2 separate regions of the Homo sapiens genome follow, and region 2 is linked to region 1. Evidence: chromatin loops called from intact Hi-C (ENCODE). Cell type or tissue: B cell. All regions are shown on one strand.

Region 1 (4,000 bases):
CTTTCTCTCTAGCTGCCTTTAAGATGTCTTTCTTTTACTTTGACTTTGGTGAATCTGATGACTATGTGCCTTGGGGATGGTCATCTTGTGTAGTATCTGTAGGGTTGTCTGTATTTTTTGAATTTGTATGTTCCCCTCTCTATCAAGTTTGGGAAATTTTTCATGGACTATGTCTTCAAATATATTCTCCAAGTTACTTCTCTTTTGGGAATGCCAATGAAATGTAGGTTTGGTCTTTTTACATAGTCCTATATTTCTCAAAAGATTTTATTCACTTTTTAATTCTTTTTTAAAAATTTTTGTGGGGCTGGGCATGGTGGCTCACTCCTGTAATCCCAGTACTTTGGGAAGCTGAAGTGGGTGGATCACCTGAGGTCAGGAGTTTGAGACCAGCCGAACCAAGATGGTGAGACCTCATCTCTACTAAAATTACAACAATTAGCTGGGCATGGTGGTGGGTGCCTATAATCCCAGCCACTCAGGAGGCTGAGGCAGGATAATTGCTTGAACCTGGGAGGGGGAGGTTGCAGTGAGCCGAGATTGTGCCATTACACTCCAGCCTGGGCAACAGAGCGAGACTTTGTCTCAAAAAAAAAAAAAAAAAATGCTGGGCGTGAGCCATCACACCTGTAATCCCAGCACTTTCGGAGGCCAAGGCAGGCGGATCACGAGGTCGGGAGATGGAGACTATCATAGCTTACATGGTGAAACTCCGTCTCTACTAAAAATACAAAAAATTTGCTGGGCGTGGTGGCGGGCACCTGTAGTCCCAGCTACTCGGGAGGCTGAGGCAGGAGAATGGTGGGAACCTGGGAGGCAGAGCTTGCAGTGAGCCGAGATCGTGCCACTGCACTCCAGCCTGTGCAACCTCCACCTCCCGGGTTCAAGTGATTCTCCTGCCTCAGCCTCCCAAGTAGCTGAGATTACAGATGTGTGCCACCACGCCCAGCTAATTTTTGTATTTTAGTAGAGACAGGGTTTCATCATGTTGGCCAGGCTGGTCTCAAACTCCTAACCTCAAGTAGTCCACTCGCCTTGGCCTCCCAAAGTGCTGGGATTACAGGCGTGAGCCATCACACCCAGCTGGTTCTTTCTTAAAATGGCTGTTTAATCCTTCAGCTCCTGGATTGTTTTACTGGGTTCCTTGGATTCAACTTTCTCTTTGATCCCATCGATCTTCCTTGCCATCCAGATCTTGAATTTTATTTCCATCATTTCAGTCATCTCAATCTGGCTAAGAACCATTTCTGGGGGACTAGTGTGTTTGTTTGTAGGTAAGGGGGCACACTGGCTTTTTGAGTTGCCAGAGTTTTTGCATCGATTCTTTTTCATGTGTAAGGGTTAGTGTTCCTTTAACTGTGATGTAAGTTGAGTACAGTCAGTTGGCTTCTTTTTAGGGTGTTTTCAGAGGGTCACGAGTATGTACAGAATGTTTATTTGTTGCTTAATCTTTGCCTTAGTTTTCACAGGTGCTGTGTACTGGCAAAATATTTTTGTATTGTATTTTCTGCTGTGATCCAGTAGGTGGCACTTAAAAGTGTTAGCCAGCGGACAGGCAGATAGGCTTTTCTCAGCTGCACAGCTCTTTTGTGTTTTCCTCAAGTTAGCATAGTGCTTTTTAGGGGGTGGGGTAGAGATGACCCCCTCACCTTGTCCACCCCTAAGCCTTGGAAGAGCCCCCTCTGATCACTGACTCCATGCCTGTATTTCTTTTATTAGGTGTTCTCGTCCATGGGGCTTCCTCATGCAGGGGCCACAGTTGGCAAACAGGTCATATCCTTTCCGGAATGGCTGTACAGAGGGAGGCACAACCCACTCCTCCACTGACCTGTGAACTTGGGCATCTCACTTCTTTTAGTGATGCAAGAGTGAGGACTCCCCCACTGCTTGGGCACCACCCAAGCCAGCAAGAACTGCTTGGCTAGGAGTTGCAGGGATGAGTGGGGTCACCTAATCTGCTGTCCAGCTGCTTCCCAGGGGAACATGGAGTTGCCCCCACCTGCAGAGTTCATATAAAAGCAGGACTGTTGGGCTGGAAACTCTAGCAGGTGTGGGCTGCTGGCCTTGAGCAGTGGCAGTGGGTGGAGTCACTCACCATGCCATTAAGGTGTTTCCTAGGAGAACAAGAGACTGTGCTTGTCAGCAGAATTCAGACAGAAGTGGTACCACGGGGCTGGAAGCTCTAGCAGGTATGGCCTGCCTGGCTACAACTGGCAGGGATTGGGTGAAGTTGCCTATCCTGTTGTTTGGGTGTTTCCTGGAGGAACAGGAGGCTGAACCTGTTGGTGAAGTGAAAACAGAAGCAGGACCATTGGGCCAGAGGCTGGTGCTGAACTTTGTCTAGTGATTTGGGGTGGAGCAATCTTACTGCCCTCGGGTACCATGACTGCAGCCTCTGTTGGGGCTATGGCACTGGTGCTGGTCTGTTCCAGGGTCCAAGGCTTCCAGCAGTCCCTAGGGACTTGAGAGTTGCCTCCACAAAACTCTGGGTGGCTCTCTGCATTGGCTTAGAGGTGCAGGGAGTGGGTCAAAGAGATTCTCCTGTTCCAAGGCTTGCACAGGTCCCTGTGAAGACTGTGAATCCCCCAGGGGCTCTCAATCACTTACTCTTTCCCTATGTTTGGGAGCTTCTTCTAGCTCCATGCTGATCACAGATGGGCTGCTCAGCTTCACTCCTCTCTCCTCTCTGTGTCCCCTTGCTGCCTTCATGGATGCTGATGTGGTTTCTTAGGGGATCACATGGCAAGATCAGTGTTCACTAGCCATTTTGTTTCCTCTCCATGACAGCAGTGCACATGATCTGCTTCTAGTCTGCCATTTTGACTTAACCCTGTACCCCCAATTATAAAATTGATCCTGGCACTTAGTCTGCTCTTAGCAAATGTTTACTGAATAAATGAGTTAACCAGTGTCATAGCTTCATGTGGCAACTTCTATTACTGCATAACAAATTAACTTAAAATCATAAGGCTGAAAATAACAATAAATATTTATTATTCACCCAGCTCCTAAGGGTCAAAAATTTGACTTATGTGTGGAATCTAAAAGAGTCAAATGTATAGAACTGGAAAGTAGAAGGGTAGTTACCAGGGGCTGGAGGGAGAAGAAAAGGGGGAGACATTGGTCAAGGGTACAGCATCTCAGTTACGCAAGGTGAATAAGTTCTGGAGACATAGTATACAATAATATGACTGTAGTTAACAATAATATATTGTATACTTGAAATTTTCTAAGAGGATACATCTCATGTGTTCTCACCACACACACACACACACACACACACACACACACACACACACACGAAAATGGTACTTATGTGAAGTAATGAATATGTTAACCTAATTATCACGATTATTTCACAATGTATGTGTATATCAAATCATCAAGTTGTATTCCTTAAATATATACAATCTTAATTGTCAATTATACCTCAATAAAGTTGGTGGCAAAAAGAACTTGGTAAAAAAAAAGTTTTTGGCAAAAAGAACTCAGTGGCTTAACTGAGTGATTCTGGCTCAGGGTCTCTCTTGAGGATGTAATCAAGATGTCAGCCAGGGCTACAGTTATCTGAAGACTTGATTTGGACTGAAGAATCCAATTCTAAGATGGCCCACTCATACGACTTGTAAGTTAATGCCAGCTATTGCTAGGAGATATCAGTTCCTTGCTAGATGGATTGTTCCATGGGACTGTTTGAATGATTTCATGACATTGCATCTAGCTTCCCCTAGGGATATTGATCCAATAGAGAATAAGGCAGAAGTCAAAATTCTTCTTATGACCTAAACTTGCAAGTCAGACTCTGTCATTTCAACAAAATAATACTAATTAAACAGATCAACTCTTTTTTCTTGTGGGAAGGGACTATACAAATGTATTAATAACAGCTGATGAGAATCACTGGCGGCCATCTTGGAGACTGGCAGCCATACCCCTTTGTGGTTTCAAAACATGTCCACAAGTGCTTTGACTAGCCTCTCTTCCAAAGGTGGAGGTTAAT
Region 2 (4,000 bases), 88 kb after region 1:
GCAGAGGATGACTTTGAATGGAATGGGAGGCAGGTTTGCCCTGAGGAGTTTCAGCTTGAATTTTCCTTTTAGCTTAGTGATTTGGGGATTCAAGATATTTTTCTTTCACATTCTAAAATTTTAAGCTGTGCTCCTAAACAAATTTTTAATAATTCACTTGGTAGCAAGAACATATTTGAGCAGACATGAGGCTATTTATAGTCTTTAAAAGTTCCGTTTGGTATGATGTTTCATATATTTTAATGCTGGCTGTATTACATGGAGTGAATTTGCAGAAATTGAATTGCTGAATCAAAGCTTATACTTATATTCTACTAAATACCGTCCGACTGCTCTCCCTGAGGGTCATCATGATAATAGGCTATCATTGCCTGGGAGCACCTGTTTCAAACTGTCCCCGCCAGCACTGTGTTAACATTTTAATCAGTTTCCTTTGTATGCTTTGAGTTCATATTGTTTCCATCTTTGCTGATTTCCCTTTCTGCTGCAACATCCCTTCTGTTTAAGTCAAAACCTTTACAAGGTTCTGAAACCAAGGTGGATACCTGGACTATGCATAGAGGAATGAGATGGGGTTGCTCTCAAGGTCATGTCTGGTGTAGAAGACAGAGGCCTCTAACAGTTAACCACAATATTGCACATGGTGAGAACTGTAGAAATGGGGGTCCTGCCAAGGGAGGAGCAGGACAGATTGGGGAGGGCAGGGGATGGTGTTGGGAGAGACCTCACAGGGCTGATCTTTGAAGCGGGGTGGAGCAGAGACTTTGGGAGGAGTGCAGGCATGGGAGCATGAAGGTGCAGGGTGCAGTGGGGACCATGGGGCTGGAGTTCAGGGTGCCTGGTGGATGGCAGGAGATGAGATGGGAAAAAGAGGGAGAAGCCTAGCAAGAAGAGTCTCAAACGCCGTCTGAGGGGCTGAGACTCCCTCCTGCATGCAGCATTGTGGCAGGCCAGGTCTCACCAACACAGGCCTCCATAACAAGTGTTTCAGTACTGACTGAGTGGTTAAGTTAAATATTAAAAGCTAAAAAAAAAAAAAAAAAAAAGCCAGTGCCCTTATATAAAGTCTGGGATGTAACAAAAGCCCACCAGGAGTTTTGCCTAGGCCTTTCCTGGGCCTTAAAGCATGACAAAATAATGAAGGAATTCTTAACATGACCCATTTAGGATTAAATAAGTTTTATTTGGTGTCTGAAGAAACTCCCCAGGCCTCCACAAACAAGTTTATTGCGGTCTGAATGAACTCCCCAAACCTCTTGTGATTTAGTAGGAGACAAGATAAGGGTAATCACCCCAGCACCTGGACCCATTTAGATTAAGTGAATTTACTGAGGCTCCAGAAGAAGGCCTTGAGGACTCAGACATTAGTTATAATGTAAAAGAAGTTAATCACTTATGTCTTTAGATGATGCACACTTACAGGTAGACATATAGCTTAGAAGGTATATAAGCTCTGGAAAACTTTGTAATTTTGAGTTGGTCTGGCCATAATTTCCAGGCCTTCTACCAGTAACTGGTTGCAGAAATAAAAATTCTCTTCCTCCCCAGTTCATCTGCATCTTATTATTGGGCCACAAGAAATAGCAGCCTGACCCTCATTTTGGTCTAGGAACAGTATGACGACACGGTCCTCTGGTCTAAAGGGGAGGAGGTTGTGTTTGTAGTAAAGGCAAGACAGAGTCCAACTCCTGTAGAAATAGGGCAGAGGAACAGGCGGTGGGCATGAAAAGCATCTCACAGAAGAGTCGATATAGAGGTAAAGGGAGTCAAATAAATCAGAGGTTTCTGGTTGGGAAGACAGAGAGAGACCATGAAAAGAATAGGTTCCGGGAAAGATTCAATAGAAGACTGAGCAGAGAATGTCATATATGCATGTGGAGTTTGGAGTTCTTGCAGAATACCCAGGAAATGGAGCCAGTGAGGAATTCACTTTTGCAGCAGAGGTGGAAGAGGGCAGGATGTAGTCCAGAGCTGGAATGTAGACTTAAGAGTTCTGAGCATTTGCTTATAACAGCTAACCAGCTGCTATAGTCTGAATATGTGTGTCCTTACAAAATTCCTATGTTGGAACCTAACACCCAATGTATTAGTATTAAGAGGTGGGGCCTTTGGGGAAGTGACTTAAGTCATGAGGGCTCTGTCCTCGTGAATGGGATTACAAAAGAGGTTGCAGGGAGCTCCCCTGCCCTCTTTTGCCCTGTGAGGACACAGCAGCAAGACATCATTTATGAAGCAGGGAGCCCTGACTAGATACTGAATCTGCTGGGCCTTGATCCTGGGCATCCCAGCCTCCAGAACTATGAGCAATCAATTTCTGTTGTTTATAAATTACCCAAGCTGTGGTATTTTATTATAACAGCCTGAATGGACTAAGACCAACTCAAGTAAAAATAGAGCTGAGAAAGTAAGCCAGGTGTGAACCTCAGTGTAGGTTTCCAGATTTTTTAGGTACTAGAATCTCATCTCCCTTCCTGATCTCATTGCCAAACTCAGCTCATTACTTTAGTATTTATCATGCCTGTGTGATTTCAATGATAGGAAATTTATTATAAAATTAAAATTGATAATAAATTTGAGACAGGGTCTTGCTCTGTCACCTAGGCTGGAACACAGTGGTGCAGTACTAGCTCACTGCAGCCTCAAACCCCTTGACTCAAGCGATCCTCTCACCTCAGCCTCTGAGTCGCTAGGACTATAGGCATATGCTACCACGTCTGGCTAATTTTAAAGATTTTTTTATAGAGACAGGATCTCACTATGAACTCATAGGCAGACTTCTGAGCTCATAGGCAGACTTCTGTTTTTCACTTTAGTATGGAAAATGAAAAACACCTTCCAGAGAAGGTGGTTTCTGGTAATAACTGTTTCTGAAAGAGACATATGGCCAGAATTTATTTTTTTAACCTTATATTTAGTCAACCAGAAACTAGGAGGATTGTTTTTCAGGATAGGCTTGAATAGAACTAATTTTAAATGATCAGCAGTTTACTGAAAGGAGAAAGAGGGAAAACCTCTACCCCAGAAACACAAAGGTGGAGTTTCAAAAACTCTGGGCCAGGTGCAGTGGCTCACACCTGTAATCCCAACACTTTTGGGCTAAGGCAAGAAGATCACTATGGCCAGGAGTTAGAGACCAGCCTGGCAACATAGTGAAACCTCATCTGTAGAAAAAATTTTTGTAATTAGCTGGGCGTGGTGGTGTGCACCTGTATTTTTAGCTACTTGGGAGGCTGATGTGAAGGGATCACTTAAGCCAAGGAATTTGAGGCTGCAGTGAGCTATGATTGCAGCATTGCACTCCAGCCTGGGTGACACAGTGAGACCTTGTGTCAAAACAAACAAAACAAAAAACTCCGTAGTTACCAAAGTTCAGCAGTAATTTAAGAGCTTCTTGGTCCATCTTACCTCACCTCTTCACTTTAACTCTGGGTGCATCTGGGCTCCAAGGCAGCAGCTCCTCAAGGGTTAAAATGGCAAAGAAATGAGCACTTTTTACCCCATTTGGTCTGCTAATATTAGTGATTTTAGTAAGTATTTGTAATGCTTTCTCCCATGGTAGAAATACAAGTAAAATTTCCCTAGGTAAATCCTGTATGCCACCCTGAATGCAACTAGTTTGGGTTTATACAAGTCAGAGAAGGTATTTTCTGGTGATAACTGTGTCTCTGAAGGAATGATTGACAGGGCAGCCATCTTCCCACCCTCAACGTCTCGGGCTCAGGCCTCATCAAAGCAGTGATGGCCCCCTCCTTAGAACCCAGAGATGTTTGACTTCGCCATGGGATGTGTTGACCAAATAAAAGTTGAAACATCATCAAAATGGGACCACACGTCTCAACACACAGGCACCTCCCTGCCCGTCAGGGAAACCATGTCAGGCCAGGAGGACAATTCTGACATCATGTGGATTACCAACTGAGGTTGACAGGAAAGAAAGAACCATGAGTTCATAGTCAGGTCTGTGAAGTTTTTGACTTGAAAGCAAGACAGATAAAATGGT

The links. Hi-C counts contacts between places; a loop is a spot of excess contacts. Peaks named below come from ENCODE experiments on the same cell type or tissue, not always from the same donor. Only the 100,000 strongest peaks of a DNase experiment are listed, where the experiment ranks them.
Region 2: it touches region 1 in a loop (13-fold over the local background); 1 of 110 quality-filtered maps calls a loop at or near these places.

Annotation. Positions count from the first base shown.
Region 1 is chr7:55,595,632-55,599,631 of GRCh38, reverse strand. VOPP1-DT (VOPP1 divergent transcript) reads right to left here. Exons shown (of 17, transcript NR_187585.1): 17 at 2,972-4,000. Among named protein-coding and RNA genes, the nearest start is that of VOPP1-DT, 25 kb to the right of the region's middle. In B cell, a CTCF peak has its summit at 1,512 (motif pointing right); a DNase peak (open chromatin) is centred at 1,541.
Region 2 is chr7:55,507,617-55,511,616 of GRCh38, reverse strand. The region is part of intron 2 of VOPP1 (VOPP1 WW domain binding protein); the gene reads left to right. Among named protein-coding and RNA genes, the nearest start is that of VOPP1, 63 kb to the left of the region's middle. RefSeq lists an enhancer at 510-559. In B cell, no CTCF peak of the experiment used is centred here; a DNase peak (open chromatin) is centred at 2,137; H3K27ac peaks cover 594 bases.